Regions from separate parts of the Mus musculus genome. Here all the other regions are linked to region 2. A link is a loop called in an ENCODE intact Hi-C map of the cell type or tissue named here. Cell type or tissue: left cerebral cortex. All regions are shown on one strand. Region 1 has its middle 22 kb from the start of Gm39867. Region 2 holds the start of Itprid2 (ITPR interacting domain containing 2). Region 3 has its middle 39 kb from the start of Gm39867. Region 4 holds the start of Gm52519 (a long non-coding RNA gene).

What was found. A loop is a pair of places that touch in the nucleus more often than their neighbours do. Peaks named below come from ENCODE experiments on the same cell type or tissue, not always from the same donor. Only the 100,000 strongest peaks of a DNase experiment are listed, where the experiment ranks them.
Region 1: it touches region 2 in a loop (3-fold over the local background); 30 of 42 quality-filtered maps call a loop at or near these places.
Region 3: a loop joins it to region 2, with 4 times the contacts of the local background. A loop is called at or near these places in 31 of 42 quality-filtered maps.
Region 4: a loop joins it to region 2, with 3 times the contacts of the local background. A loop is called at or near these places in 2 of 42 quality-filtered maps.

What each region holds. Positions count from the first base shown.
Region 1 is chr2:79,523,368-79,531,367 of GRCm38, forward strand. No RefSeq gene overlaps it. Among named protein-coding and RNA genes, the nearest start is that of Gm39867, 22 kb to the right of the region's middle. In left cerebral cortex, no CTCF peak of the experiment used is centred here; no DNase peak of the experiment used is centred here; H3K27ac peaks cover 414 bases.
Region 2 is chr2:79,635,318-79,643,317 of GRCm38, forward strand. It overlaps Itprid2 (ITPR interacting domain containing 2), which reads left to right and starts at 108. Exons shown (of 18, transcript NM_080558.4): 1 at 108-427; 2 at 716-761; 3 at 3,940-3,989; 4 at 4,829-4,885; 5 at 6,645-6,684; 6 at 6,774-6,872. The coding sequence starts at 223. In left cerebral cortex, CTCF peaks have their summits at 258 and 4,791 (motif pointing right); DNase peaks (open chromatin) are centred at 437, 785, 3,451 and 3,897; H3K4me3 peaks cover 4,028 bases; H3K27ac peaks cover 2,191 bases.
Region 3 is chr2:79,507,149-79,515,148 of GRCm38, forward strand. No RefSeq gene overlaps it. Among named protein-coding and RNA genes, the nearest start is that of Gm39867, 39 kb to the right of the region's middle. In left cerebral cortex, a CTCF peak has its summit at 4,994; DNase peaks (open chromatin) are centred at 4,111 and 5,007.
Region 4 is chr2:78,044,599-78,052,598 of GRCm38, forward strand. It overlaps Gm52519 (a long non-coding RNA gene), which reads right to left and starts at 7,386. Exons shown (of 3, transcript XR_003953861.1): 1 at 7,082-7,386; 2 at 6,483-6,782; 3 at 3,113-3,302. It overlaps 4930440I19Rik (RIKEN cDNA 4930440I19 gene), which reads left to right and starts at 6,579. Exons shown (of 7, transcript NR_108098.1): 1 at 6,579-6,740. In left cerebral cortex, CTCF peaks have their summits at 3,920 (motif pointing right) and 4,836 (motif pointing right); DNase peaks (open chromatin) are centred at 3,722, 4,007, 4,250 and 4,827; H3K4me3 peaks cover 1,136 bases; H3K27ac peaks cover 991 bases.

The DNA of each region.
Region 1 (8,000 bases), 110 kb before region 2:
CTATCCTTCTGCTAGTCAGACTGAGGGAACAGTTTCCTTATCTGAAACTTTAGGCTTTCAGTGTGTAAATGTCCACACGGTCGGATTAAATGAAAATAAAGCACTGCCCGTGTTCCTAGAGCTGATAGAAGAAAGGTAATTTGTAACTTGACCCTGGGAACAGCATGAAAGTTGGTCATAGAAAGATAATTTAATATGATCCACTGGTTAGAGCATATCCAAGTCCTTCTTAATGATTTTCATTTCCAGGCAGTAAAGCCCTGCAGGGGAACTTGTTGCGCAACTTTACAATGCTATGCCTCCTTTGGTTTTATTAGCACTACCCACTTTAAAAATCAAGGGGACTCATTAATGCTGGAGTCCTAGGCTAGAATGAACAAGTCTGTTTTGGTTGTATTGTTGTTCTTTGCTATTTCAGGGAGGCTCATTAGTTTGCTTTTAAGTTCACAGTTCTGTTTTAGCAAGGCTCCTGCTACACACCTTGGCACCTCAGCAGGTCATCTCTGTATCTGCACCAATTTCAAGGACATCATCACTGACAGCAGGCCCTGATAAAGCAGTGCAGTACACATCAAGCAATGTTCATGGGACTGAGTAATAATAATAATAATAATAATAATAATAATAATAATAAATCACAACTACCATTGCCTAGATGGAGGTACTGACAGCTCAGTTAGGAAGGAAATGGGAAGTTAAAACACAGAAGGAGGGGTGTGACAACTAGCTGTGAGCATAGGAGAGAGCTAGCGGGAGGGTGTGCACACCTTGGGACAACAGAGACAGGACTTCTGGATGGCAGGAATCACAGGAGCTAGCTGCCCATCATGTTGATGTCTTGGCGTGTGTGTGTGTGTGTGTGTGTGTGTGTTTGCCCATAGATTCTCAGCTTTTTTTTTTTAGGAGATGGGCTCACAAGGGGATTTCCCTGCAAAGCATGTTCCAGAGTTCGGTGTCATCTCCCAAATTTGTATTAAAATGCTTAAAGTCCACTAAGCCCTGTGACCCTGGGGATGGTACTTTTCTCTTCACAGAAGAAGTTTACATTGCCACAGACCTGCAAGCCACAGAACAGGACAACAAGGTATGAAGAAATTGCATGACACTTCCCAGCTAAAAAGTGTCGGAACTAAAACTTAGTGTTTTAAAATGTCAGCTCAATAAGGAGAATATATTTGATTAATTTCTGTCTAATTCCTATAATTGTAATAAGCATGGACTTAAGAGTCAACAAACATTTGACAATTTTGTGATCATATCTGCTGTCAGTTAATTATTTGAAAAAGATTTGGACACTTTCTTTTGTTTGTTTTTTGAGACAGGGTTTCTCTGTGTAGCCCTGGCTGTCCTAGAACTCACTCTGTAGACTAGGCTGGCCTTGAACGCAGAAATCTGCCTGCCTCTGCCTCCCGAGCGCTGGGATTAAAGGCATGTGCACCACTGCCTGGTTGGACACTTAAGTACTCAGTGATCATCATGTCTCTGTTGACAACTAACACTTTAATGTTAAAATCATACCTGTTTTCAGACCCAAGGAAAAATTTGCATAAATTTCTTTTCTTGGCTGGTTTTCCTATATTGAGAAAACTGGGAATAAGGATTGTTTTAAAGAATATTTATATTCATATTTATGGTATGTTTTTTTTTTGAGAAGAATGTAAGCTATCTTCTGTGTCATATTGAGCAAGGACATTTGTATGCAAAGTGTAACTGAGTTCTGCACATTCAGGGGCAGTTCATTGGTGCATCACTCTGCCCACCTCTTTCTAACTTTTCAAATCCATTCAATGCCATTTGTCATTATAGGACTGCTGCTTCTTCATTCTGCCTCACAGAGCCGGACTGGGCAGAATACTCTCCTGAGGACAGGGGAGACTCAAGGCCACATCATTCCAACGGGTAGAGAGAACTGCAGAGTGGACCACAAATTATACAAGTAAAAAGAAGCTGAGCCCGAGTTAGCAATGTCTGCTGCGTTCTCACATCGGATCCTGTGCACAGCACATACGCACTATCAAATCTCTGGAGCATTTGCAGTCCACAGTGCTCATGTGCTTACTCTTTGCAAAGGACATTTTAAAATGTTCAACACCTCGCTTTTAGCGAATGAGCTACAATGGTACAGCATTATATTAATGTTGAATTTTTGGAATCTAAACAATACCAGAGTAGCCCTATTGCCAAATAAAACTAATGGTAACACAAATAAAGCATGGTAAGCATCAATAAAATCTTAGTATAAAATAGGAATTTGCATTTTGATCTTGTTTTTTTTGGGGGGGTCTCTTCCATGTTGAAAATGTTCACTAATTCACTTAGTATTTTACTATCTTGCTGGCTTTATTTTTGTTTGTATTTATCAACCACTGTTTCCATGACATTATCCTATGTGCTGTGTGCACCTGTCTCTAGCTCCTATCCTGGTCTCATAAGCTAGGAACATTTTCTCTCTGTACTTTATAGACAAAAGAAGCCCACATTCCTATGCACTATGATTTTTCTATTGCAGGACACTGGTTTAGCCATTTTATGAAATCTCTCTGGCCAACAGAGCCGTGGCATCAAACCATGACCCGAGTACTCCTGTGTCAGGCAGTCAAAGATGGGCCACATAGCAGGAAGACATGGAGGTGATGTACTAAGTATAATGTGACACTGTCATGGACACGGTTACCTCAGAAAAATCAAGATCATATTGATTAAAGAATTATCAACTGAATCCAAGGGGGTCCCACACTCTCAAGAAAGCAAAACAGCTAAGAAAAGAAATGAGGGTAAATTTTTCCTTATTAATATCTAGAAACAGAAAAGGCGGGGTAATTAATTAATCTTTACAAAAATTTGACAGATCACTTTTCCTATCTGCACTCTGATCATCTATAATTGTGGTTCCAGTAAAATCATTCATACATTTGTTAAATTGGTCAGTCAGTTAGTCAGTATATAGAGAATGTTGTGGACCAAATCTTTGATAGAACTTTACTTATCAAGGCTTGGTAGCTTACGCCATCTTTATTCTTAAAGCCCTGTGGGAGGCTGGGGCAAGGAGAAACTAGTTCTTACTCAGGGTTAATTGGGCTGTGAAGGTGGCAGTGTAAGTTTACACAGTTCTCACTCCATGGCAGCCTTCAGAAAAGGGACTGGCAGAGAAAGGAAGACATGAGGAGAGACACTCAGGCAATGCTTCTGGGGTGGGGTGAGGGTGGGGGTGGGGGCTTAGCAAGAGTTCCAAATAAATTGTCTGGAAAAACAAAAGCAGGAGGGAGTGGTTGGAAGAAAGAGAAAAGAGCATTTCAGGAGGGGATAAGACCTAGACACTAGGGAGAGAAAGATCTGGTATCCACAGATCTTCAAGGAACTCAAAATGACTGGAGTTTTGCAGGTATTGAGGTGAGAGTGTCCACATCGTGTATGTGTGTGTGTAAGAGCGAATATGGAAAGCAGAGGGAACCCTGTCTGCAGAGTATGAACATCTCAACTTCACAGCAATGGGGAACCTCTCAAAGGTTACATAGGAAATCAGTATTTTAAAAGGGCACTCTGAAAACTGTGGAAAATAATTTACAGGATGACGATCTGGAGGCCAGTAGATTAGAGCTAAGCCAAAAACCAGTGAGTAACAGAATCCTCTCATGATATATTGAAACAGGAAGGTGAGTCTGCCACAGCAAGGTTTCTGAACAAGAAGGTTGGAGCATGGCTTGAGGAAATGCATTTCTAACATGTCGTCCTGAGGCTTCCTGCCCAAGAAACAGACAGGGAATCATTGTTTGAGGCAGTGTTGGTGGCAAATGTAAAATTCTACAATTCCCCCCCAAGGACTTGCAGGTTTTACTTCAAAAGCACCTGTCTTGTCATGTATATATATTTTATGCAATTGACTCATTCTAGCCAGCAGCCTTTTTCTTAACATAATAAATGCCAGTGGATAAATTGAGTTAATTATTGTTATTTGTTTCAATTATGTTTCTTATCTGCTTCTATTTTGTTCTTAATGAAAGCCTGTATGAATTGCTTTTGTAAGACTTGGAAAGTCAAGAAGTGAGACATGTTGCTGCAATTAGCCTAAAATCCAATGGGATTCATTGTTGACATGAAAGGGGCTTTGCCCTTTCTAAAGAAAAGAAAACAAATTTGTGCTGATCCCTTTAGTTTGCAGGAACCTAAAGAAAAGCTTGACTTTGAAGACACTCACGCTTATCCGTTTAAATTTCTATCTCTGCAATTTCCTTACGATGTATTTTATCTGATACACCAGAGAAAATTCTCAACATTTGCAACAGGATAAAAAGCCGGCATGCTAGTGCACTTGACTAAATCCTTTGTCTAAACTGGAATACAATAGAGCAATTGAAGGCTCTCATATTTGGGCTCAGACTGGAGAGCTAAAACCTTGTTGGGGGAGGGGAAATCTCATCTGTTTTCTGTAGATTAAACATTCATTACTCCTATTGTGAGACCAGAACAACAAAATCATTGCTCTGTCAGTTACCTACAAGTCCCTTAATTGAAATGCCTTTCTTATCCCATGTATAAAAACGGCCACCCAAGCAAAATGAAACTTTGCCTCCTTAGAAGATATAGGAGTTCCATTGGCTTAGGAACAAAGTTGTATATCTATAGGTGTCATTATAAATGAAACGGAAAAGTTTTGTGTTAATTTTTTTTTCATCAAGATGACAGTGGATTTGTACAAACCGCCAGGCAGTTTGTATCTCAAGGGTAGACTACTTACTTACAAGACTGAATTCTTCTAGCATCACAGAATCTGTTAGTGATGAGACATGTAAGAATGATTTTGTCAAAACAAAGTCAATCTGTAATGGCTTTTGAGACCATCTCGTGCTAATGTACTTCTGGTAACTGCCAGATTCTCTCCTTCTTTGGCATACCTGTAATACATCAGCAGTTCCTTTACCTCAGTATCAACTGACTTTCAAAATGCCTAGCCTCATTATGCTTGTCCGCAGTGTCCCAGTTGTGGTTACTAACGTCATAGCTCCTTTGAAAATGCAAGGATGTGTCCACGCTTCTGAAAACTGCTGGCCACACGCACCTTCTCAGTCAGGTTAACTGCAGCCAGAAGCGGCGGCAAAGACACTAATGAAGCCCATTCCATTGATCCCGGCGTTCTCTCCCCACACAGTGACTCGGTCTCTGAACTGGAGATGGGTTTCAGCAGGAAGGGATTGCAGCATCCCTGAGCAGCGGGCCATAATTATAATTACAGGTGTGGCAGGCAAAGACAGCAGGAGAGGGTGAGCTCATAAGAAACAAAGATTCGCTCTGCTGGATCATCTATCTTCACTGGAGAACAAAGAGCAGACGCATAAATAAGGGAGTTACCATGTAAACAAATTGAGCAACCACCAACACACAACAGAGTGCGTGTTCCTCAGCCAATGTATACACGCCTCTGTTACAGGAAGCTCTTGCCTGTTCCCTGGTAGAGGTGAGTGCTGCCTTTCTGTTCCCTCGCAACCTTCAGTGGGTGGGCAGGGGCCGATTGCGATTCCATAAGAGCAATGAAGCTATGCTCCTCCAGTTTTTCATCACCTCCCCTTACTCCAGTCTGTTCTCACAATCATCACAAGAGGACAACACGAGCAATGACCTTGAACGAGAATGTTCAGGCCTCTGCAGCTGCCTCAGCTAGAAAGAGGACAGGCAAACCATTCTTGTTCCTTTTAGAGTCGGATGCTAGGATGATAGACGTTGCTGCTACTTTTCTGTAGGCAGCTCTCTGAAAGGCCAGCAGCAGATCCCGTTGGGTTTTAAGCTAATTGGATAGAGCAACATGCTTTTACTTCTTGACTTTCAGATTTTCACAAAAGCACTTTGCAGGGCTAGGAGCCAGTTTTCTACTGGAAAAGCAAATCAAAGGAGTGCTGCAATTATGCAAATGGTTAAGAAAAAAATTTTTCTGCAACTGAATCCCTTGTTTGCCTACCTTTAGGCAGGGCAATTATACCCCTATCTCATTTGCTGCTGTGCCCTCAACAATTGGTTTGCCTTTAGCTGGATGAAGGACAATGCTGAGGTTCCCCAGGGACGGTGTTCTGACACAGCCAGAGGAAGATCACGAAGTGGATTAGAGGGTTTTTCAGGCAGTCAAGCTTTTGATCTAGTATTTGTGAGCTAAGTAGAGAGATAGAAAGGAGACTTAAAGAGTGACAGTGATGTTCTTTGCTCTGTCCTCAAATCTTTCTATTGTTGTGCCTTAATGAAAGTCTTAAAGCAAAATAATTTCCTCCATATCAAGAATTTGCCTCCGATGTCGTGCTACTAACAGGAGGGTGACAGCTGCCTGAAGGATATCACCTTTGTTAGAGATATGGAAAGGTTTACTTACAACATGGCTCATTCTTAGGATTCTGTGTGGGAGTGGTGAAAGCAGTCAAAGTAATAGACATACAATAATCTTATTTCTAGTGTTTTGCTGCATAGAAAATTGCATTCGTTTACCAATCTGCATATATTAGTTTGGTTATTGGGAGCTTTGAGGTCAGAGGAGAAAGTTCAGTCCTTGTCAAATGTGCCTTGATCAAAGGAATCTACAGGAAGCAGAGCCTTGGCTTCATCAGGAAAAGAATGGCTGTATTATCCCTTCTAGGGAGTGTAGAAAGGCAAAAGAGAGGAACAAGACCTTTGACAGCTACTACAGAATAGAGTCACTGGCTGGCTCACCCCTTTATATAGTGACCTCTGTTGTTTTCCAGCAAAAAACCAGCATTGTGGTTACAGTTTGCTGGGGGCTACCCAGAAAAAGAACTAAGGCCTGGTCTTGGTGAGAAACACCCTTACAAATCTGAGGCTGGAATGCATGTTACATAGAGCTACAGGCCTACACTCCCAGAGCTACAGGGACATCACATCTTCTTGGAATGTCAAGGCTCTGGGGACCTCAATATATCCAAGTCTTCTTATGGACAGACATAGGCTTCTTTGAGATGTGTGTGTGTGTGTGTGTGTGGTGTAGTGAGTGTGTGTTTCCTACTAGTTACCTGGTGACTTCAAATGCACAAACAAAATGCCTTATAAAACCAACCATAAGCATGCACACTCATCTCCCATCCTGGAGCAATCAGGAAAAAAATGGATGATGGTTTTGGGAAAGTGAATGGGGGTAAGGTGATCCAGGAGGGAAGGGTTGTGAAGGTGAGAAGAAAGGACAGTGGGGTGGGATGCCAAGATTGTAGGGCTGGGATTTACAGTACAGGAGGAATCTGATGCAGAGATGCCTATGACCCACAGCTAAAGACCTGGTAACCTTTGGGATTCATGTGGAGTGATGGATTTTTTTCCTACAGCAATCAGAGTTTGACCTAGCAGAGTAAAGCTAGATTTGGCATACACAGGCACAAAGAATTAAGCAAAATATCTTAGAAGGTCTCAGGATATAGTTTAATAGTCATTCAAGCACTTGGCTAGCATACTTGAGGCCCTGGGTTCAGCAATCAGTGCCAGGGTTGGGGTAGTGGTAGTTCTAGAAGAAAAGACGGTCTGGATGAGACACAGTACACATTAATTGGAAATGAGCAACAATTAACAGGAAGTGTTTCTGGTAAAGTTATAATGATATTGCCCAGGGGAAGGTGTTACAAAGGGAAGTATACAGCTAGAGCTGCCCCTAACATAACCAGGAGGGTGAATGGCCAAGTGGAGGTGATTCTATGGCCGCCACAAGCCATGCTTCTTCCCCAGTGCCTCATTGCCTGTGAACAGTAAAAGCCTTGTGTATGCAAGTCATTTGTTTCCCAGACATGTGTGCTTTCATAGGTGTGGGTTTCCATAGACAACCAGCATTTGAACACCGGCCCCCTCATTTCAATGATCATTGGATTAGCAGTAGGAGACAGTACAGTTTCAGGACAGATGCAAGAGTTAATTTGCATCTGTCACTAAGCCTCTCCCATTCCTGAGACTCCTGGAGGAAAAAGCTTTCTCTGAACCTTATCTAAGGGGCTTCTTTCTTAGTATGTTAACTTCTGCTTTGCCTT
Region 2 (8,000 bases):
TCCTGCGCCCCGCCAGGCCGGGTTCACGTGAAGCGCCGGCCCTCCGCCCCTCCCTCCCTTCCTTCCCTCCCCCCCTCCCTGTCCCCTCCTCCTGCGGCGCCCGCTCTGGCTCCCCCGGGCCCCCTGCCCGGCTGGGCGCTGACAGCAGCGGCGGGGGTCCCCGCAGCCGCCGCTGTGTCCCGCGCAGGCTCGGGCTGGGCCCGCGGAGCCCCCGGCGCGGCCATGAACCGACCCCTGTCGGCGGAGGCGGAGGAGGAACTGGAGTGGCAAGTGGCGAGTCGCAGGAGGAAGGCCTGGGCCAAGTGCCGCAGCTCCTGGCAGGCGTCGGAGACCGAGGATCTGTCCACAGAGACGACGACGCAGGACGAGGACGAGGACGACGAGGAGGACCTCCCAGGCACGAAGCTGCCGGCACCCGCGGGGCGAGGTCGGTGCGCGGGACAGGGACGTGCGATCAGGGAGGTGGCGTGCTCCGTGCCACCGGGCGCGGGGACCGGACGCCCCCGAACTTTAAATGCGCGCGTGACCCGCGCTTCAGCTCCAGCATGTGCACCTGGCTGCCGGCTGGCTCCCCTGGGTCGGGCGCCGGGAAGGCTCTCGGAGGCTACGGGTTGCCAGGGCAGATTCTCCTGCAAGGGAGTGTCAGGATGGCACAGCCTCTGAGTACTTATGTTTGGGGTCTTTAACGAGCTGTCCCTTCGCTCTACTCCCGCAGGAAACGTGCCCAACGAGAAGATCGCGATATGGCTCAAAGACTGCCGGTAAGTAAAGCGGGGGTTGCCTGGGGGAGAAGCGAGGGGGTTCGACTTCGTCTCTGGGTCCCGTGGTCACTGTAAGCTAGGAACCGGAAAGTGAGCCGGCCGATAGCTTCCTTCTAGAAGCGATTAGAACTGGAAGTGCTGTGGCCGCTGATTATTTGGTGACCGAGTTGACGACTTCAGCAGTCCGGGCATGATGTCAGCAGCAGATCAGAAACTAAAACAGGTCACAGTGATGCTACTTTGGCTGGTCGTGCTTTCTCTTGAAATAATTTTGATGTTTCACAGAACCTTTTATTTTTCTTTATTTTGGCATCTGCATATCTGGCATAGAATCATTTTCCTTTCAAACGTGTTATAGACGAGTTTAATTTACTTAGCTACACTAACTGGGGTTTAATTTGTGTTGTGTGCCTTAGGTCTCTCTGGGGACCTATTAAAACTAGCCAACTTGCTCCTTGGAGTTTAAGTCCTGGGACAGGGTTTTGTCAGATGGCATTGGAATTCGCAGAAGGAAATGGAGCTTTGAAGGCATTCATACTTTATGAGTCTGTTTAGTTACATACTTTGGCAACCTGCACAAAAATGTTTGATAAAATACAGAGGAGATGGGTTTTATTACAAGTAAATTTGACTAAAGTAAAATGTGTTTTACTTCTATTTTTTCCCCCAGTTTATTTGCTCTTTGAAAAACCTTGTGTGTGAAGACTATAACTTTTAAACTTTGGTTGGCATTTGCTTCTGGGCATATTATTGTTTTCGCAAATTATGTTTATCCTAGGGATTATTTGGTTGTTGGTTTTTTTTTTTTTTTCTGTTTCTTTTTGAAAGCTACTCACATATGGAATTATTTTTTTTTTTTTTCCCTGTAAAGACCAATAGCTGTCTCTGTCTTAGTTCATAACTGGAGCCATACTGATTGTTAGCTGCAGAATTTTACTTAGGCATCATAGACTCGTCTGAAATATTATGGGATGTATAGGCATTCCTTTTAAAGATGCACAGAGGCAAATACATTGCTTCAAGACATCTTTAGGTTAACCATCAGCCTCTTTTAACCCCTTGATTTTCAGATGACAAGAATATGGCCTTTACAAAGCACAGTACTATACTGTGTGCCAGGGGCTCGCCATCAAACAGTGTTAGATTAGAAGGCTGAGATTTTTAAATGTACATCTTCAGAACTTTCTAGGAGAGAACTTACAAAGCAGCATCTCTGACGTTTCCACATCAAGGAGGGAACGGAGTAGTCTGTCCTTGCGTTTATTCAGGACTTTAAAGTTTACATCTTGGTCTCATTTAAAATCCACTCCTTAATATGTTATTGGCTTACACTGAAAACAGGTCTTAAAATTTCTAGCGTTTTTATCTCAAGGGGATAGTCGAAGGATTTTTCTTTTTCAAATGTAAGAACAAGAGAAAAATCACATTTCAAAAATGATATATAGGAATTGAGATTGTAGAAGAAATCATATCAAGGAGATGGAAAATAAAAACAGTTTTTAGATAAATGAAGTAGTCTAATGCTAACACTGACCAGGACTCAGGACTGGTCCAGAAAATTCCAGAAGTATCATTGCTAAACTTAATGTGCACAGATTATATAATTATCTAAGGAAACCTGTCGTAGATTTCTTTCTTGTTCATGTACTTACCCCTATTCAATGTACAAGTAGTTTTTGTGTGTACCTGAGATGATCATTAACATAATTTGTATATTGTATGCAGATAGATGATCTGAAAGACATTTTCCTTCCTTGGTAAATTCTGCAATACTGTTTCCTCATTGCTATCCATATTCAGGGTAAAGATGTCATGTTTTTTCTTTTCCAGTGGAGTCTTTATTCTGATAACTATATTGATTTATTTACTAACCAAATGACTTGACACAATGTCTAAGAAGCAGTAGAAGATTCTGGTGGGATTTGGAGGGAGGTGTCCAGAAGTAGAGAACTGCTTTTGAAGAAGTCCAGTTACGTTCTGCCTACTTGCCATTTTCTGTCAGTGAAGAATAGCATGGGCAGCTGTGGACACAGGCCACTGTAGTGTTTGGGCCCAACTAAGGAAAGAGCTACCAGGAGGGAAAAAAAGATTTTTAATGATACAAATGTGAAATGTTTGCAAAACCCTAAAATTGAAGTTCTGTCAGGGCCCATATGGTACTTGCTGGTGATTCTTCTTCAACTCCAGTCTCAAAAGCACTGAATTTCACAGGACCACCTTGCTTAGGGATTTGCTTGCGTTTGTAATTGGCATTGAGCAGCGTAGTTGAAGCTGAATGCACCCCACTTCTAATGCAAATCATTAGAACTGTTACTGAGAAACTGAAGCCTGTATCACAGACTAGACCCTTCAGAATACAAGAATATTTCTGTGATGCAAGTCACAAAACTGGGAAAAGTAAAGATATCTTTGTGTTTGAAAACAACTTGGGAGACATTCGTGTTTGAACTACAAACTTGAGGGAGAGAAAAGTCAGTATTGGCTGATCCCTGACTCCGATTCCAAGGGGAGCTGAGGACTTTGCAAAGCTACGGGAGGAGAATGTGTACTTGTTAGAGTTTAAAACGTTACAGAGATGCTCAGGCTTCCCTGTGTTTGTGAGGAAAGGCGGCTGTGGAGGTGGCGAGGCTGCCTAGGTTGTGCTCTGAGCTGCCAGCTCCACTGGCAGGCAAGAGTTAAGAACTCTTCCTGACGCCTGTAACCGGTTTGTTTTACTAAGTGAAGTTACTTACCACTGAAAAGGCGCTTTCTTCTAATCTTGGTTTTATATTTTTGTTGTTGTTCTTGTTGGCTTGTTTTGGTAGGAGGGACTGAGTGTTTCTTTAGCCTTCTCTCTTTCTGTCTCTGTCTGTCCGTCTCTGTCTCTTTCTCTCCCCCTCCCTTCTAATTTTGCAAAGAAAATAACAATTCATTTCATATGCTAAGGCCATCCCAGCTCTTAATTGCCTCAGAGCAGACCTGTGATTAGGTTATTGCTGGTAAACTGACCTGACAGCAGGTATTTGCTGGGTTAGAAGGACATTACTTATGTAAGCCGCTCACATTCCTGGTGTTTGGGGAGGAGTGCTGAGTTGATTAAGATGCTTGCTTAGCTATAATTCTCAAGTGAGGCTACCCAGGGACAGTTCTGCAGATGGGTGTTCAGGAGACTGAGGCTTTTGTGTTCCTGTGATTACAGCACCCCTCTGGGAGCCTCACTGGATGAGCAAAGCAGTGGTACGCCGAAGGGTAAGAGAGCATTGTCCTCCTTCAAAAGTTAGAATCGCCCATCGTCTTTTAGCTGAGAGTGTCGTGTGAATTGCACTAGTGAGGATCATGTTTATAAAATATGCCATTGTGAGCTAGAAGCCCAAAGGGGGAGATATTGTCATAAGTCATAAAAGAATAGTAAGTAGCTTTCAGTAACTTTGTTTCCCGAAGCTCCTCACAATGCCATCCTTATGTTCTTATTGCCCAGTTAGATATTATAAAGATGGAGTAAATACAGACTCTGATATGTCAATAGAAAGAAAATATATCGTGAGCGAGCCAGGTTAACTTTAGTGTAGCATTTCTTTGCTTGTGCTAACTGAAATTACCACACCTGGGATTTTTGCACCTGTGCAAGACAAAATTCTCACGTTCCAAGTACAGCAAGAATGTGCAGGTGATGACAAGGTGAAGGAGAAGCATTCACCGTGTGAGGAAAATATAGCTTGAGGTCCTGACATACCGTGAAGGTGTAAGGAATGGCTGCTTTGGGACCTAGTTTTTTACGGAATTCTTTGATGAAGTAGTTTCTCTAATCAAATGTCTTCAGAGGCATAAGGGAATATAAAGTATGAACCCCGAATTCTGGAAAATTTACCTGGCCACAAACCTAGTTTCCTTACAACAGAGAAAAGGCTTGTTTGCTCTTTGAAATGACATAAATAATTTTTCAGCGTAGTCAGGTTTGAGATATTTTCCTAGGTTTTGTGAAATATCTTAGTAGACTTGTTTAATTAATGATGTCATAAAGTAGCAGGGATTAGTGGTAAACAGCACAGCAGGGGGCGTGGTTTCTGAATTTTCACCCTCTGTTTTAGGTGTGCTTGTGAGAAATGGAGGAAGCTTTGAAGATGACCTGTCACTGGGAGCTGAAGGTATGTTTGTTGAGGAACTATATCTATATCTAATCTTTATGGAGTTTTAGTTACCTTAAGAAATGAAGGAAGAACTGTCAAATCGAAGGCTCTTGGAGATATATTTAAATAAAGGCCTTGACAGTGGGTCACATTCACTGTCTTACCCAGGAGGATTCCTGCCTGGACGCCTGTGAAATACCATCTTGCCTGACCTAAATGTGCAGAGGAATTGTTTATGACAAAACTATGGTGATATAAATGAGAGGAAAACTGACCCAAAGACAGACGGGAGCTTAAATATTTACGCAGGAAAAAACTAAGTTGAAGCTTCGTTTTGGTTTAGGGACATAGACTCATGTCACACTTAGAGCTGTGGTTTGTCTTTCTCCTGATATTTTCCCTCTTTTAACCCCTGACAGTTACAGATTAAAGGACAAAGCCCACATAGAGTTACAAGTCGGATCCTTATGCTGCTGCCTCTTTCAAGCGGCTTCAGCACTGTAAAAGTATGTCATTAAATCCTTTGTAGGTGCCAGTAGAGCTTCCAGTCTATAAAGCTAGCTTTCTCCTTTATAGCAATTTTGCTGTTATTATAAAAGGTAGTTTACTTTGTCCTGAGACAGGTCGCTACTGTGGAGCCAAGGTGGCCTTGGATTTTCTGTGTAGCTTCAGGCTGACCTCACAGTCAAGGTGCTTTGGCTTTTGCCGCCTTGGTACTGGGGTTGCACGTGTCAGCCACCATGACTGAGCCCTTTGGTTTTTGTTTTAGTTTATGATATAATGAATTTATTCACTGAGTTTAGTGTCCTTGATTCTTTAGACCTGCATTTCCATTTGTAAGATGAGTTACTTATTTAGAACAGTCTAGCATCAGAAAGTATAGTATGCATATTTTCATTATCCCTGTCAATATGTTTTTCAAGGAATAATTGAAAACTTAACTTCCTTCTTTCAAGTCAATGCTCTTAAAAATCTTGTCAGTCCTTTATGGAGATGTACATCAGCATCCCTGTAAGCAATGCATTTGATGCTTTTGATATCTGCCAGGGAGGTTTCATGATATCAAACGATATTATTGGTAGGAAGTATAAAGAAGCAAACATTTCTCACAGTTTTGCACATCAGAAATAAAAAAATCAACTGCTGAAGTAGACATTTTGATTATTACTCTTACTTGTTTTGTTTTTCTACAGTTATGATGAAATTAACTCTAAACCTTGACTTCTGTTTGCTTTGACCTTGTTAATCTAGGTTAAAGCTGAGAGGAAGTTTTTAAAGGAAATGTTACATTGAAAGGTGGAGAGCAGTTCACATTATCCTCTAAAGGCTGATACTAACTTTAAAATCACAGAAGAAATATGTGAATACTGTGGTTCTCCTTAATGGCACCCAGTCCCTTTACTTTTAAGATGTTCTTGATTGACAGCTTTGAAATTTAATAGCATTACATACACCACTATATGCTGCTCATCTCCCTCATTACTCATCAGCCGGGTTCCAGAAATTTAATTGATTATTTATAGATTTTTTTTTTCTTAATTTTTAAATACTCGGCTAGAAGTAGTTTTGCATTGCCAGAAAGTACAAGCCACCTCCAAAAGCTGCTGGCGCAGTTATTGCCCCTCTGTCCAGTGGTTTCAGTAGTGGATATCTAACAAGCCAACCATGACGATGTAGATAACCTGTCTTCTCCATAACTATGCCATTTCCTTCTAACAGCTGTGCTCTCTGTCTGTTTGTCCGTCTGTCTGTCTGTCTTTTTGTTTATTACTTGTAGCCAATCACCTACATGAACCTGATGCTCAAGTTGAAAACTGGTATGTACTTGTTTGGGTCAGCTCCTTTCTTAAAAAGTCAAAAGGGATCATAGAAAATCGAGTTTTAAAGTATCTTATTATATTTCTAGCAACAATATCTTGGCCAAGGAGAGAAGACTACAGTTTCATCAGAAAGGGAGAAGTATGAATTCCACTGGGTCTGGGAAAAGCAGTGGTACCGTGTCAAGGTCAGTCCTGGTAAAACTGTGACCATGCAGTATTGAACCTGTCACCTTCTGGTCTTTGATTTGATGCTGAGAGTGTGAATCAAAGGGCCCCAAGTGTTTCCTAGACCATCATAACTGACAAGAGCTTCTTATGCAAAAACCAGTGAGATACCTGTAAGGAACCAAATAAAAAGCACTAACTGTTCATACCAGTGCTAGAATCTCCTAAGGATCGGTTAAAGTTATGTGAGCATCCTGAAAGAGAAAAACTCCATAGTGGGATAACTTGTATTTGTAAGGAGCCGAAACAAACTTCAGAGTGCCTTGAGGAACTCTGACATAGAAAGCAGCATACACAGCCACTATTAGCAGCTTGATATTGAAGGCTAAATTTGTTTTCAATGTGTTAAACCAATGACCTTTAAAATGTAAATTAAATCAACTCTGTGGGCCTGTGGACCAGTTTTTAAATTGCTATACAAATTATTGCATCACAGCTCTTTCTCTGAAGCAGCTTTAGCCATCTTCTAGACACGTTCCATCTTTCTTCTTTCTTACTCCCTTGTGAAGCCCCCCCAAAACTCGGATTATCACTGCAGTGAGAGGGTAGGTTACTGTTGAATTCCCAGTGGAATCAGGGACAAGTTTCTCTCCGTATAACCCACTTCCTCCTGACTTTACTCCTCCTACTTCCTTCATGGCTGTGGGGAGAGAGGAGCTGGAGGGAAGCTCTTCCTTGGGTTTCTGACCCAGCTTGTCTCCTTCTTTGCTTATGCTAAGATAGTTGCCTCCTATAAGAAAAACAAAGTGTGAGCAAAGCTTAGGTTTCACAGCTGGGTCCTCAGTACACAAGCTGTATCAACTCCCTATGATGTTTTCCCTTTAATCTATTCTTTCTTTATCATGCTTGGTCTGAACTACTTTCCTGGAGAATCCTTTAAAAATGACCAAAAAACTAAGGTGAGCAGTCCCTTAGAGGATCTGTTTTGTGTTCTTAGGGATTAGGCCTTCTGACTTTTGTTTCTGATTTTCCAACACTAGTATCATGAGAAAATGTGCCTGTATATCCTTTCTAAGGACTGTGTATCTCATGCATGCGAAGTATCGGAAGATACAGAAAGATATGATGTGAAGACCTGAGCCACGGGG
Region 3 (8,000 bases), 130 kb before region 2:
ACATGGTGCTGGAGAAGGAGCTAACTGTTCTACATCTTGCTCCAAAGACAGGAAAAGACTGGCAACCTCAGGCAGCTAGGAAGAAGCTTTCTCTGCCCAACCTATTTCCTCCAACAAGGTGACACCTACTTCAACAACGCCACACTCCTAGTAGTGCCACTCTCTGGGCCACACATATTGAAACTACCACAGCCCTCAAGGACACGTCTTTCTAGAGCCCACATCTAGGTTCCATTTTGCATATCCCATCACTTCTTCCAATCTACTGAAAATTGCAATCCACCAATGGATTAAGCCATTTACTATGTCAAAATCATCATGATCTATTTCCATGTCCCTGGAAATGAACTCACAAACATACTCAGGGTATGTTTTAGTAATTTCCTTGGCTCACAATCAAGTTAACTTAAAAACCAAAATTAACTATAGCACTGTCTATTTTAACTAAACAGTGCCTTGTTCTAGTCCTGAGCTACAAGGCTCCAGCAAATCAAGGTCTAGTTATATTTTAATTCATAATTATGAGAATCTGTGCAAAACTATTTCAAAATGGAATTCCTTATACTATAGCTTATAAATTATACACCTCCATTTTTATTTCTTTTATATTTATTGGATGCCTCACCTACTAGCATTCCATATTCTAATTAAAAGGCAGGAAAATCAAGCTCCTTTTCCAAGATAGAAAGCTTGACAGGATCCACCAGTATATTATTTCAATGCACATTGCTTTTACTCTGATTTTAAAATGTGCACACGCCCAATTCTTACTCTCTCTATATCTTTTCATTGGCTCGTTCCCCATTGTACTGCCACTCAGAAAACTATATTGGATGTAATGGGGCATCCTGATCCTGCTTTTTATTACACAACAGAATATAACTGGATGACCCACAATTTCTATGATTCAGGGAGATTAAGAATTAAAGATGCCAAAGAAGGGGAAATATAGTTATATTCATTTTTATGAAAGCCTGTCACCTGTAAAGGCCTGTAGGTACAAAACTGGAAGTAGAAATTACAAGGAGCCAAATTCAGATTTAATTTTAATGCCGGTTTATAACAAAGCTGTACAAATGCAAAGCTATGTAAAGGTGCCATTGATTAGAGGGCAAAATTCTTGTGGGCAGCAAAATGGCACTTGATGAAGGTTCCAGATGTTTTAGCATTTGCATACTAGGGAAGGAGAAGGAGGACCTATCCCAAAACCATCTTTAAAAATCACAGGGCCAGGCAATGGTGGTGCACTTTTAATCCCAGCACTCGGGAGGCAAAGGGAGGGAAGCCTCTGAGGTTGAAGCCAGCCTGGTCTACAGAGCACATCCTAGGATAGACAGGGCTATACAGAGAAACCCCATCTCCAATGTTCCCTTAAAAAGGGAAGAGAGAGACAGAGGCAGAGAGACAGAGAGGACAAAAGAAAACAAGGGAAAATGAAAGAAAAAGGACAAGCCAGAAAGCATGGCACGATAAAAAATGAGCACACATTTAAAATAATCGAAAACCATGACAATTTTGTGGAATTACATAACTTTTCTTCTGGATAACTTGGAGTAACAGTAATGCCATCTTGCAAGACTGTATAAAGACCCAATATATAGTTAAAAGATATGTCTAATAGAATGGCCAGCACATAGCTGTGGTTAATGAAATTTCTTATTATATCTAATTTTACATAGTTAAGCTTTATGAAGCTGCCAACATTTGACCTTTTTAAGCAATAAAAATGGCAATTTCACATGACTTAATCTGGTATTATTAATGAAACTGGGTGTAATTGAGTCTGAATATCTAGCATATTTAATATTCAGATTTAGGTGTGGACATTTACAAAGTCTTTGCTTTCTAAGGATAACTAGTTATTTTAAGTTTAGCGTGATAAGGCAGAAGTGAGAATTCTTGCCTTGGATGTTTGAAGCTCCAAGTGATTAAGATTGACTTCTGAGCTATGGTCTATATATTGGATGTGGCTTAGGTAGAATTCTAAAACTCATGTGACAAAGATCCTATCTCACAAACTGGAAAGAGTAAGGATTAGGTATGTGTGAATACAAAAGTAATTATGCGACCATCTTTCATTGCCTAGTCATTCAGCTTACCCGGAAAGAATAGAGCCAATCATGTAGATAGATGCTGTGTTTATTCATTTGCTCTTTGGAGAAACTGGGAATAGAAAAAGGATGATCAATATTTTCTATATACCAGAAAATCTTCAGAGATTGCAACACAGAAGTGAATTAGGATTAGAGCCTTGGGACTTAAAATGTACTGTGGACTAGGACTGCAATTTTCTGTATCTTCAGCTGCTACTGAAGTCATGTGGGCCTACACATAGGTGTGTTTTAAGGCAATCTATTGCCTAACATGAGAAAGTGTTTGGGACTTTAATTATAACTTGTTGAGGGAAACCATCTATTTACCTGTCTGTTGATCAAATTTTCTAAATTATGGCACAGGAAAAATATGGATACCAACTGTACTTAAAAAGAAATAACAATAATTTACTTATGCAAGAAAATTATAGAGTGTACATAGTAAGTTATAGTGGGTAGTACTTTGGTAAACCATGAGCATAACAGTTATATGAGTACTCTAGAACATATATTTCTGACCATTCACTGTAAAACAAGCAAAACAATCCTAGTACTTTGATTCCTAGAAAACACTAAGTAAGTTGATATTAGCAAAACATTTCTTTACCTATAAAAAGTCATTAATAATGACTAATTATTTATGGCTTAAAGGACAATTTAAACTGTAATCTGTAACAGAAGCCTAGCTATCACTGTTGATTCGATGATATACCTGAAATATGAAATATGAAAAGTGAATAATGGATATATTTTCACATGATGAATTCTTAAACCAAAGCCTAACAACCACAAAGTGTTTCTGTGCCATTTGAGAAAATTAGGCCAGAAACATTAGTGTTTTTCTCTTTGATTTCCCCGGTAGATCAGTGTAAATTGGCAGTAGAAACTATGTATCATCATGAAGGTCAGAACAGAGACTCAGAAGAAAGAAAACTGCATTACAGCTGTGGGTGTAGGGCCAGGCAACTGTGAGAGTGAAGGTCCAAAGCCACCAGGCAGAAACTGTGAGAGAAACACGTATTTCCCAAGTCAGGAACTGAAGCCAAGTAGAGGTGCATTGTCACAGTGTCCACAGAGAAGCTCCGGGGACACAGAGTCTTTTGTTTCTTGCCCTTTAATATAACGGCAACAGAAACATATAGGAAACCAGGCCTTTCCAGTGTGACCTAACTAGGAGTCAGTGCAAACTGACTGGGATAATAAACTCCAACTCCCTATAAGTCATGTCATGAAAGGTAAGGGCAAAGAGTCAATGGACATAGCCTGGGTGATTAATATTTTCTTTGTGTTTTACTTATTTCAGTCCAGGAGAGAAGCAATAACTTAAATTGCTGTATATGGTAAACATCAACACCAGGTTTTGTGTTGGAGGCCGTATCTCTTGGATTAGTTCTAGTTAGTGGCATACAGGACTGAGCTCCTGTTCTCAGTTTAATAAACCAGACCGTGGCTCTGTCTAACCCCTGACGCAGCCCAATGGAGAGATGCATCAAATGAAAGGGGAAGAGAGGTTTAACTGAACAGTTTATACCTTTGAAGTATTATGAACTCACTCTCACATTCCACGAGAACACGTTTGCTTTTCTTGGCCCTGTCTTGATAGATTTCCACTCCTCTTGTTACACAGGCAGGGTGTGGATCGCTACACTGGGAGGCTGAAGGCACCATCAAAACGGTTCCCTCTCCTCAGCTCTTGAGAACACGTTTCCAGCTCCAGTCCGAGCTTTCCACTTATCACCAAATAGAGCTCCCAACATTTCCTGGTGACGATTGTGTTAATCTGCCAGTTTTCTCCAACAGGAAGCCTTTTCCTGATATAATCTAAATGTTCCTCTACCTAACTCCATCCCACTGTTCACTCCCATGGCTATCTCTTTGAATACTGCAGAACGGTATCAGCTCCTTTGTCTGACTCCTATTTTTAGACCCAATTTGTTACGTCCATAAAGCCAATGGCTTAAATTTAGCTCCGTTTGAGTTTCTCCCATTAGTCACTTAGTGTGTCACTCCCTTAGTCATTTTTGTTGCTTGGTTGGTTTTCAGTTTCGTGATGCTCGGCCTTAAGAATGAAAACAGTTTTTCAGGGACAGCTCATAAGGGTGGAGTCAGTTACTGTAGTCTACAGATGAAATGGCCCTACCTATTGCTGACATGTACACTTAGTATCCTTAAATTTTTCATCCTTTCTCAAGCCATGTTCCTTCCATCTTACATGACTAGTTTTGAGCTCCTAGTAACGTGATGTCCCACAATGCCATGCCATTTTCAGACTTCAGCACTATGCCTGGAACAGTTGGAGCTACTGATACCCCTGGTGAACAAATGAAAAAGTTAATGGCTCAAACATTGCTAGTGAGGTCATTTGTAAGTTATTTGTGTAGAATTATAAAATGCTTTAGTTTTCTACTACTTAGGAAACCTCTTATTATAAATTATAGGCAGATAATAAAGTGACGTTGGATGGAGTGGTAGATAAATAGATTGACTGACTGATTTATTAACTGATTTAGATTTGCCAGCATATAATCTTGTCCCATAGGATTTGTGACGTAGGAAGTAGTGTGAGAAGTCTGACACCTGTTCATACTTTACTCTTTGTGCAAAGATGCTGTCATATAATGCCATGGGTACCGCCCAGGGATAGCTGCTATTTAAATGGCCTTATCTTTATTTGTTTCAAGTTCTGAATGTTTGGCAGCTCTCTGGGAACCCACCAGGTTAGTTCTGATGAGTCTCACATAAGTGCTATAACTCAAGGGAGTGGGAAGTTACCCTCTTGTACTTATGAGACTCATTATTGGTCAATAACCAGCATCCATTGGCGATTCTTGCTGTGGTCTTACAGCACTTTCGTTTCTGTATGTGCTTTTTTATGTATTCGGGCTTTACAGGGAATTGTGAAGTTGGTCGCTTGGTGGCGCTGTAGCTAATAGCTTGATTTTCTTTTGTATTTTTCCATCGCCTTCTTAGCTTTTGTTTTTTAATGACAGCTACGTGAAATATGCTCCCGTCTTAAAACTCTGCTGCAGGAGAAATGATTTAATGGCTCTTGACTTCTGGATTAATTTTGAGCATTAGAAACATTGTAAAAACAGATTCTTGCTAGTAATGATCATTATCATGATGGCTTGGGGCATAATCATTTACCAACATTAGCCAAGTGATTAAAATCCATCATGAGTTTAATTTGTAAAGATTTAGTTCCTTTGCAATAAATGGCTAATGGTATTAGCCTCATCTGTGTGGGGCCCGAATTTACCATTCTAGGACTTTGAGCTTTCAAACTAGATTTCTGTCCACCCTTGCTGCCATATGTCATTCATGCCTGATATTTACCAAGTATGTGGCATTTCCTATATCAGTGCTGAATGGGGCCATATGGTGTACAACATACAGGCAGTCATAACCTGCTAGTTCATAATTTATTATTCCATAAAGCAAGCGACCTTAATGGATGTTAAAATTAACAACCATGGTCAGTCAAACCTGAAGGGAAAGGGGAGCATTTTGGCTTTATGACTCTTTTCTTTCCTTTCTTATTATCTTATCAAGTCGAGATATATGTGGAATGATCAGATTTCAGTTCGTATAGCATTATCATTAACTTTGCAATAATGCCCTTTAAATGCATCTGATCTTAGAAATGATTTCTAAAAATTTCTCATCTTATAAAAATGCTTTAAATTTTTGTCTACAGAGAAACCGCCTTTTACATTTTTTTTTACAATTTATTTATTTTATGAACATTGCTGTGGTTTTTTGCCTGCACATACGTCTGAGTGAGGTTGTCAGGACTTGGAGTTGCAGACAGTTGTGAGCTGCCACGTGGTTGCTGGGAATTGAACCAGTGTCCTTTGGAAGAGCAGTCAGTACTCCTAACCGCTGAGCCATCTCTCCAGCTCTGCTTTTCACATTTAAATTTGCCTCCTTCCTAATGTTTTGTCCGATGAATTATGAAAACTGTTGAGGTAAACAGTGCTCTACCAAGAAGATAATTCATCAACCCACTGATTTTTCTTCAAAAACTCCTGAAGAAAGTTCAAAGGGGAAGACCAGCAGAGAAAACTTTGAAACCATGGAAGGAGGAAAAGCAAATGTACCATTAATAGACACTACTTCATTTTCAGAAATATCCTCTCAAAAGAAACAAAAAAGTAAATACTTCACACTGTGTAGAGTTTAGCCCACCTTGGGTTCACTGTGTGATCTGCAGGCTTCATGGTTACATAAGCTGTTTCCTCCTCAAAGCGAGCCAGTGTTAATATCACCACCTTGCAAAGAGCTAAGAGAACCCTGGTTAAGAGTTAAGTGGCTTCTGGTTGTTCAGAGCCTGGTAAAAGGCCTGTCGATCAGTTGGCACAGGCCGGCGTGAAAAATAAATTCATGTTCTCTGGTCAGCTTCTCCCAACTGCTTAAAAAGGTCAGTTTCTCAAAATCCTAGGGTGGAATAGGACAGCCTGTTTGGATTGGTAAAGGATAAAAAGAAATTCTAAGAAAGTCAGATAATTTAAAACTCACATGCAAAATTTTCAGTGATAATTAATTTAAGTGAAAATACAAACTTCTGGTCAATTTCTAAACATCAGTAATTGCACTAAGTTGAAGCTATCCTAGTCTTCCTCCCTTTCTCCCCTCCCCCCCTCACGCATTTACAACTATGCACAGGAGGCTCTCCACACAAGAGATAAGGAGCGAGCTGAGCCAGAGAGACTCTTCTCATACTGTGGCTCTTCTTACACCAGTGTGTACCAATACAACTCTAAACACAGTTGACTTTTAGTTGACAGGAAAGTCTACGCAAGGATTTAGCATAGAATATTCAATACAAACAACTGTAAGAGTAAGGAAACAGAGTCAGAAAAAGAAAATACCTCATAGCCAGGCAGTACAAACAGAAAGTGAGCCCAACTTGTTGGGAGTTCACACTATTTTGCCTCTCAACTTAAACACTGTTATGCAACTTAAAGGCAGTTATGTTATACTCCCTGGGTGTTACACAGTTTCAATAATGACTTTACCAAACTCATTATTGAAAACTATTTCTCTTTTCTTTTTTTTTCTCCAATTTTTTATTAGGTATTTACTTCATTTACATTTCAAATGCTATCCTGAAAGTCCCCTATACCCTCCTACCCCCTGCTCCCCTACCTACCACTCCCAATTCTTGGCCCTGGTGTTTCCCCTGTACTGGGGCATATAAAGTTTGTAAGACCTAGGGGCCTCTCTTTCCACTGATGGCCTACTAGGCCATCTTCTGCTACAAATGCAGCTAGAGACAGGAGCTCTGGGGGTACCTGTTAGTTCATATTGTTGTTCAACCTGTAGGGTTGCAGACCCCTTCAGCTCCTTGGGTACTTTCTCTAGCTCCTCCCTTGGGGGCCCTGTGTTCCATCCAATCATTGACTGTGAGCATCAACTTCTGTGTTTGCCAGGCACTGGCATAGCCTCACAAGAGACAGCTATATCAACAAAATCTTGCTGGCATATGCGATGGTGTCTGCATTTGGAGGCTGATTATGGGATGGATCCCCGGGTGCGGCAGTCTCTAGATGGTCCATCCTTTCATCTCAGTTCCAAACTTTGTCTCTGTAACTCCTTCCATGGGTGTTTAGTTCCCAATTCTAAGAAGGGGCGAAGTGTCCACATTTTGCTCTTCCTTCTTCTTGAGTTTCATGTGTTTTGCAAATTGTATCTTGGGTATTCTAAGTTTCTCGGCGAATATCCACTTATCAGTGAGTGCATATTATGTGAGTTCTTTTATGATTGGGTTACCTCACTCAGGATGATACCCTCCAGATCCATCCATTTGCCTAGGAATTTCATAAATTCATTGTTTTTAATAGCTGAGTAGTACTCCTTTGTGTAAATGTACCACATTTTCTGCATCCATTCCTCTGTTTAGGGACA
Region 4 (8,000 bases), 1.6 Mb before region 2:
GTAGAACCAGGCTGAGGTCACGATTCCCAGGACTTGGTCAGAAACTCAGTTCTTGGCTTTCCTTCCTCTTCTGCTTCCTCTCTGCCTCCTTTCTCCTGAGAGCGATGTCTGAGTAAATCACTTGCTCATGAACCCTTACTCCAGAATTGGCCTCTTGGGAATTGAAGAGCTTATCTTTCCTTCAAAGCACAATAGCGAGCACACACACAATTCAATGAAGATTTATTAGAGTGGGGATTCTCAAAATAAACAGAAACACAGCTTAACAAAATGCTAGTTGAAGGTACTGAAATATAATACATTCAGGGTTTCTCTATAGAATTACATATACATTCTTAAATACAATTTAAAAAAATCCTGCACATATTTAAATCTCAGTTGAATAGGAAATAATGGACTAGGTAAAATTTTATCAACAGTACATATTTAAAAAATATGTTATAGTTTAGTGTCAAACTGTAGGGACAAGTGACTATCAGAAATGATTAACACAGCAGAAAACTGGGTACCAAATCTCATATGTCAGGATGTTGATAGAGATCACACACACACACACACACACACACACACACACACACACACACACACACTGCAATGTATGTAAAGTCCTTGATTGGCTTTGAGATTCTAGAATCAGGCAATACTTCATTCTATAAATGAGTAAGTTTTACACTGAGTCTAGCAGAGGTTAGTTTTATAGATGGAGACAAAGCTGGAAGACAAAAGGCAGACAAGAAACACCAAATTGGTCATTTAAAAATTATTTCTCTTGTAAGGCGGGGACAGGAAGTGAAAAAAAACCCCGAGAAAATAATTGATTGGTCAAAATCAGGCTTCCCCAAGGGCATTTTGATTTTTTCTTTTCTTTTTTGGTGAAGACTAAAGCAGAGGGAAGTTCATTATCATGTTAATTGAAATTGGCCAGTTTAGAAAATGTGCTTGCTACCTCTTGTTCCTGAAGGTCAAAGACAACTTAGCTGTAGTTGTTACTGCGGAGCTCCAGCACAGGCAACTCCATTTTAAAGTTTACCCTACTTTTGTGAAGCTCTTCTTTTACAATAATCACCTCTTGTAATTTTTATTTTATGGTATTTTTCTCCCTGAGCTGAACATCCAGATGAGTACACAGAGGTGAAAACAAACAAGTATGTTGGTCTCTTTTCATTCCACTCCGAATGAAGATAAAGACCACAGATGGCTAGTGCTTAGGGCACAAAGGGCAGACTGTCAGCCATTGTTTGTTTGTCTGTTTCTCTCTCTTCCCTCTCTCCCTCTCTCCCTCTCTCCCTCCCTCCCTCCCTCCCTCCTCCTCCTCCTCCTCCTCTTCTTCTTCTTCTCCCCCCCCCCCCCCCAGTTTTCTGTTCTCACTACCTGGATCTGTCTCCAGCCCTGCTGACTCTCCATCCCATGTACCATAGAGTTGATAAAGACTTCAGGCATTTTAGGTTTTCCATGTCAGCTCCCTGCTCCTTTGGGTCCACGACAGAAAATATTAGGAAGACTGGAGGTCACAAGGGCAGTGATGTGTTTCTACCTCATTGTGGCTTTGGTGACAGGAACTACATCTCTTCTGCTGCGTCAGCTCCCACTCTCGCCAACTCGACTGTGCCTTTGGTCCAGCTTCCACCAAGTAATTCTTGTCCTTCAAGGCTAATGACAGTCCTGACTTCCTGCTGCCCTCAGTGTGAGGTTTCTATTCTCCTACTTGGTAGATTTAGGGTAGGGTAAAGAGGAGATGAAAAGAAGAATGGGAGAATGTGGGACTCACAGGGTGATAGGCTGTCATATTTCCATTAGACTGCCAAGGCTTAAGAAAGAAAGTAATGAGTTATTTCCTAGCTGTATGTCTACTAAGTCAATTTCTCTATGAGTAAAGCAGTGGTTGTTTATACAGGGATAACAAAGGGAGAAGTCAACTGCTAAACAGTCTACTCTGTACTCAGAAGTCCAAGAATGTACCAAGTGTTTCAAGCCCTCACTGTCTCTCCATCTGTTACCCCAGAGTCAGTTCAGTGGCTACAGGGATAACTATAGAAAGAAGCCAGCAGAGGAAGTTGATGTAGGGAGAAGATGGCTGCGGTTGGGTCTACCATGTAAGTGAGATCATCCAGGGCCCTCTGAACTGATATATTCTGGACACTTGCTACCTGAAGGGAAACTGCAGGTAGTTGGTGTTGTGCACACCAATGACAACAGCCAACAGAAGATTCTAGGACAAAAAGAAGTCAGGTAAAATGCTTGTTTTGTCCTTTCCCCTCAACTCCACCTCCACTGACTAAGGGAACTAAATTTTTGCTGAGGATGGAGATAGGAGCAGAAGTTGACTCTCCCTTTAGCTGTCACACTTGAGACTAGAAGAGTTGCAGATTATTTTTTTCAGATTAGGGATTATCTGCATGTATACAATGAGGCATCTTAAAGATGAGAATCATTTTCAAAAACAAAATTAGTTTATATTGCACACACACACACACACACACACACACACACACACACACACACACGGCTTGAAGGTAATTTCACATATTTAGTGCGCATCATAACTGCATTTTCACCTGCTGTAATAGATCAAGCATTCAATCTACTACCTTTGGCATCTTGTTGGCTATGTTTAGAAACAAAAAGGCTTTTGGGATGTTTTAAACTCCTGATTTTCTGATTAGAGATTCTAAATGCATACTGTGCAACCAGACTACATGATTTTTGGAGTAGAGGAAGAGGGGCAGGCCAGATCTCTTACATCACCCGTGTCACATGCTTGGACTACGACTATAAGATTGGTACCCATCTGACAAATTATCAGATGCCCATCGCATCTGCCTGCTGTGCATGGAAAAGCACAAATTCAACAATCAAGTAATTAGAAAATTTAAATTATTTCTGATTAACATTCTACTAAGTTCCCATGGCTCAGCCAGAAGGGTAGCTCTTCTATTTGTTGCTACAGGGAAAAAAAATGACAGGAGCAACTTAAGAGAAGGTTTATTTGGGGCTGCAGTGTGAGGGTCTAGTCCATCAGGGCAGGAGGTGTTGGTGGCTGGAGTATAGGTTAGCTGGCCACTGTGTATCCTCAGTACCAGGCAGAGAGGGATGAGTGCTGTCTGTTTAGTTGGCTTTCCTTTTATGTAGTTTTACACCCCAGCCCATGTCACGGTGCTGCCTGTGTTTAGGGTGGGTCTCCCCACTTCAGTGAACTTGATGTAGAAACTCCCCCACAGAAATGCCGTGATGATTCTCCATCCCATCGAGTTGACAGTCAAGGTTAACTACAACAGATGGTTACATTTAAACCATCAGATCATCTGCAACAGAGTTCTCTGGTTAGCATTCATGGGCCAGGGACATAGGATTTTTGTTTTATCTATCCTCAATTATCCCCCTTTTGATTTCTTCTTAGAATTAGGCTTAGCATTTCTGCCTTCACCTTCTGTTTTCCTTTTCTGGAATCTAGAGTAGAGAGTACAGAATTCGATTTATTCAACCATGTATAACTAACTGTACGGTTCATTGATCACTAGTATACTCATGCAGAATATGAGTTAGCTGGCCCTGTATCTTCATCTAATTATGGATTAGTGGTACTTAGGGGTTTGAAGCTGTATTGTACACACCCAGCACCATGCCTTGTGCTGTGACGTGACTGCTCTGCTTTGACTGTTTTTGATACGTGACTTGTGAGAAGCCTTTGTGAACATACGTCTGTCCACGTTCCTCAGCTGATGATTTGGCTTTATTTCGTAGAAAATGTGGGTGGCTGAAAGAACTTCTTTCACACAGTCATAATCTTCTGGCTTTGCTTACTGCTCTCCTGTCTTACACCCAAAGTAGCAAATGATAGGGACCCCTTTGTTGCCACAAAATATGTAAACCACTTCCATTTTTGACTGAGATAGAGCAAAACAAATATCCTCGAATTCCCACTAGATGGCGCTATTAGAATGGAAACGACTTAGTTTTTCTTCGGTCATAGTATATATCTCCATAAAATCTTCATTTTGAAATCCATCTCAGCATGTTATTTTGGCTTGTCAAGCAGGTCTGCTTCCTGCTGAACTAATGGATTGGGATGATGTAGTATTTAGGGAAAAGATTACCCAATGTTTCCCAAGAGAGCCCAGAGGACTCTAGGCAAAACAGCCAAGAGACATTTTATCCACTTCTGATCCTAGCCAATTTCTACCTGACATTTTTGATACCCTTACGCTTCTCCATGGACATGTAGGGGAGACCCCACAGAGACAATATCTTTGAACTGAGTGAGAGGCCCCGTGCATGCCTTTTCTTCCTAGTCCTGTGTGCTGACGAAGGAAGCTGACGCCCTCAGCCGATTGCTGACCATTGCCAGCTAACTCATCAGTGGTGATTTATCCAGCGGCTTTCAAAGTGCAATTTCTGGACTAGCAGCATCATTTGAGATTCCTTAGAACCTCACATTCTTCCCAAGCCCCCTGAATTGGAAATTCTGGGGCTGGACCACTGCAACCTGCAGTTTCACCAGGCTTCGAGGTAGACCTGATGTTCAGAAACCATAAACAAGGTCTTCGGGCTCTTCACAAACCATCCCTATCCTCCTGTTTGACCTGACATCGCTCTTGAAAGCCCTCAAAGAACAGCCTCAAAGGTGAACAGGTGGGTGGGGTATTTGAACGCCAGTGTGCCCTCCTTGTCCTCTTGAAAGGGCTGCCTCTGCCGTTTTATTCTGAGTGTCACCTCGAAGCACAGCCTCCATTGCAGAGGACTCCTTGAGCCCGTGTCTAGTGTGTAAATGAGGAGGAGGCTGTGATTAGTCATTCCCGTTTCTTTTGGAAGGAAGAGTGAAATGCTCAGGAAAGCCGCCAGGTGGCAGCCTGGTTCCTAAGCGGCTCCTGTATTACTGAAAGGCACTTTCTGGCTTGTTCACTGTAGTCAAAGAAAGGCAATCCAACAGCAGTAGTCATTTATTGACTAGGCTGTTTGTCTTTTTCTCTACTGCAGCATGAGTCAGAGCCCACAGAGGGAAAAAGAGAGGGGAACAACCTACTGATTAATGGGTCAGAAGGCTGCTCTGTAAGACTGTGAGCCACTTCTGCCTCCGTTTCACAGAATGTGGGATGTAGGGAAGCTACAAAGGCGAACATTGGTTAAATACCCAATGAAGCTGGCTCAGTCAACCAGTTCAAACAGGTATCTGGAATATGTCTGTCTTCTGTCCTTTGATGAGCAATGTACCCACACACAGGAATCACATGGAGTAATGTTGACATCTTCTGATGCCCAGAGGCTACAGAGGCAGTCCCTGGGCATCGGTGAGATTAAATCTTCCCAGGTGATTCCAGTGGCAGGAAGCTCTGGAGACCATTTTACCCACATGCATTGGAGTTAAATGCACTGACAATGTGGCCTCAATGAGAAACTGGTTGCTGTCTCATATCGTAGTATAAATTTGATAGAATATGTTGTCATGGTCAGTTCTGTTATTAACAATGGGCAGGGTTTGTCATATGATGGAAAGTGCCCACACCCTTCCCCCAACTACTTCTTCCTTCCTCCCTTTTTCTTTTATTTCCCCTTTTTTTCCCCTTGAAGCTAAGAACACAAACCCAAAATTGAAGATATTTCTACTTCCTGGAGGGATATTCTGACTGAAACCACACTATTCTGTTCTAAAGTACAAAGACCATACCTTTGGCTGTATGCTCTCAGGGGTCCTTCAGCTATATGCCCTAGTTTAAAGGCTACTACGACAGCAAAACATTTAGCTTAGTGCTGATGCGAGGGGAGTTGTTCATATTGATCAGGCAGAGTGAAAACGTTTGCCTGGACAACCCTGAAGTCTTTCAGCAGAGTTTGAAATTTTTCTGTAAGGAAAGATTTTTTTTTTTTTTTTTTTTTTTTTGTACTAAACCAGGTTTTGAAACCTAGAATGCGAATTTTAAAAAATATTTGTTCTAGAAAACCATATATGTTCCCACAGAAAAAGGCAGCCTGGAAGGAAACATAGTTGTAACATATAAAACATGAAATATGCTGAACCGTTGTGTGAAAGGACACATGATGCTAGGCTGAATTCTCGACACCCACGGACGGGGTTCAACCCCGCAGGAACTCCAGCTTCTGGTCCTCTCTCAAGGCTCGTCCAAGTATCACTTCTTGAAATGTAAATATTACTGTAAGAAGCAACTTGTTAAACCCTTGCATCATAAAGCATACCAAGTTTCCCTATAAGTGCAGATTAGCCAAGGAAACTGAGAGGCTTGCGCTGGAAAGCCCAAAGAAAGAGGATGGAGGAAAGAAATGTGTAGTAAGGATTGGGAGCCAAAGGGCCTTTCTCCTTCAGTTTGACATTACAGTTGGCTAGGGCCCAACCATGGACAGTTTAACTTGGTTCATTTGTTGAGTTTATGCTCCTATCCTACAAAATTCTTGCCGACTCCCCCCCCCCCCCCTTTAAATGGTACGTCATAGAGAACAGCAAAAGCTACGGAGTGGCTATGGTGTCTCACGTTGTCTCACGCGACTTCCTAGATTCCAGAGGCTTCTTTTCTGTGGGCGTGGCCAAGGCAGCGGGGGTTTATGACAAAGTTGAGCGACCTCATGTCACTCAAACCAGCTGTATTAAGGAAGGTGCAAGCTTTTGGGATTTCTGTTTGGATTTAGTTTAGGTTCAAAAGAGCACGCACAGATCCTGAGTGTTGTCAAGCACCCGTGACTGGGAAACGGAGGCGTCCGATCCGTATTGGAGTCAATTCGCCACTTAATTGGTGAGTCTCTCCACCTATGGCACTGCAGCAGTACGTTTCTGTCTGCAAACATAAACATATTCAATCAATACAAAGCAAAACCTTGCTTCTCAGAGGCTCTCCTATGCTCTCTTGTTGGTTTGTGAAAATAGCTAAGTAGTGGTGTTCAGTTCATCCTATTAAAGAGCCTTCATCAGGGAATACTGAGACAACTCTTGGTGGCAGCAGGCTTAGTCATCCTGCTGTGACAAAGGGATGAATAATGTTTTTTAAATCTCACATCTACCAACACTCTCTTTTCAAAATGGATCCTCCATTACAGAAAAGGAGCTACTGCAGATACATGCGGTTAGCAGTTCTACCTTTTTCATAGCTTCGTTACTAAATCAAAGGGTGCATGACACCGTTCCTCATAGAATGGAATGACTTCGTGACTTCTCAGCGTTTACAGTTCTCGCTTTGGAAGATGTTGGTTTGTGTTCTTGCGACCGTAAGAGTGACTTCTGTCTTCCTGTTAGCTGCTTTCTCTCACGTCTTGGTTATTAGGCCATTAAACCCTCCTCCATTTGAAATGTGGCTTACTCATGCTTTGTGATGTAGCTGCTATTTGTCAAAACGGTTCTCAGAATCCCATTTTCTGGTTACCATTAGAGCACAGCACGAAACCCTGAAGATAAAGGATGATGTTGGTAAATATTTTCATCAGACTTTGTGAGAATTCAGATTTCTAATAAAATTAATTTGAGAAAAATCAATGACCCTATGAGTTTAAGAGGACTTTCATTATTCCAAGGTAACAGTTTCCAAAGCTTAGTATGTCCTTCAAAAGCTTATTGTCTAAAATGTTCTTTCTCCTCCTTCTAGGGCGGATTTCCCCTTCTGGGTCATGACTAACTACATTGCTCATACTAGCCAGAATTATATATCCCTGTACATTCCCCACTTCTTTTCCACTCAGAATAGTTGATAATCTGCGTAGTTACAAGAATATCCACGCACAGCAGTGGCTTATTCAAAAAAGGTATCATACCACTGTTGTTTCTTTTCCTTGGCAAAAAGGGAATATTTTGTTCCTACAATTATAACTTCTAAATATTAAAAAGTGAGTAGTGAATTCTGATAGACATTTCTTCAAAAATCTGTCAAATTAGAATACATCTTACTACTAAAGTCATTTTGTGATTATAAGCAATAAACTTTTCTTCTTGCTTTTTTCTTTTCTTTTTCCTTATTTTTCTGTTCTTTCTTCTTTTCCTTCCTCCCTTCCTCCCTTCCTCCCTC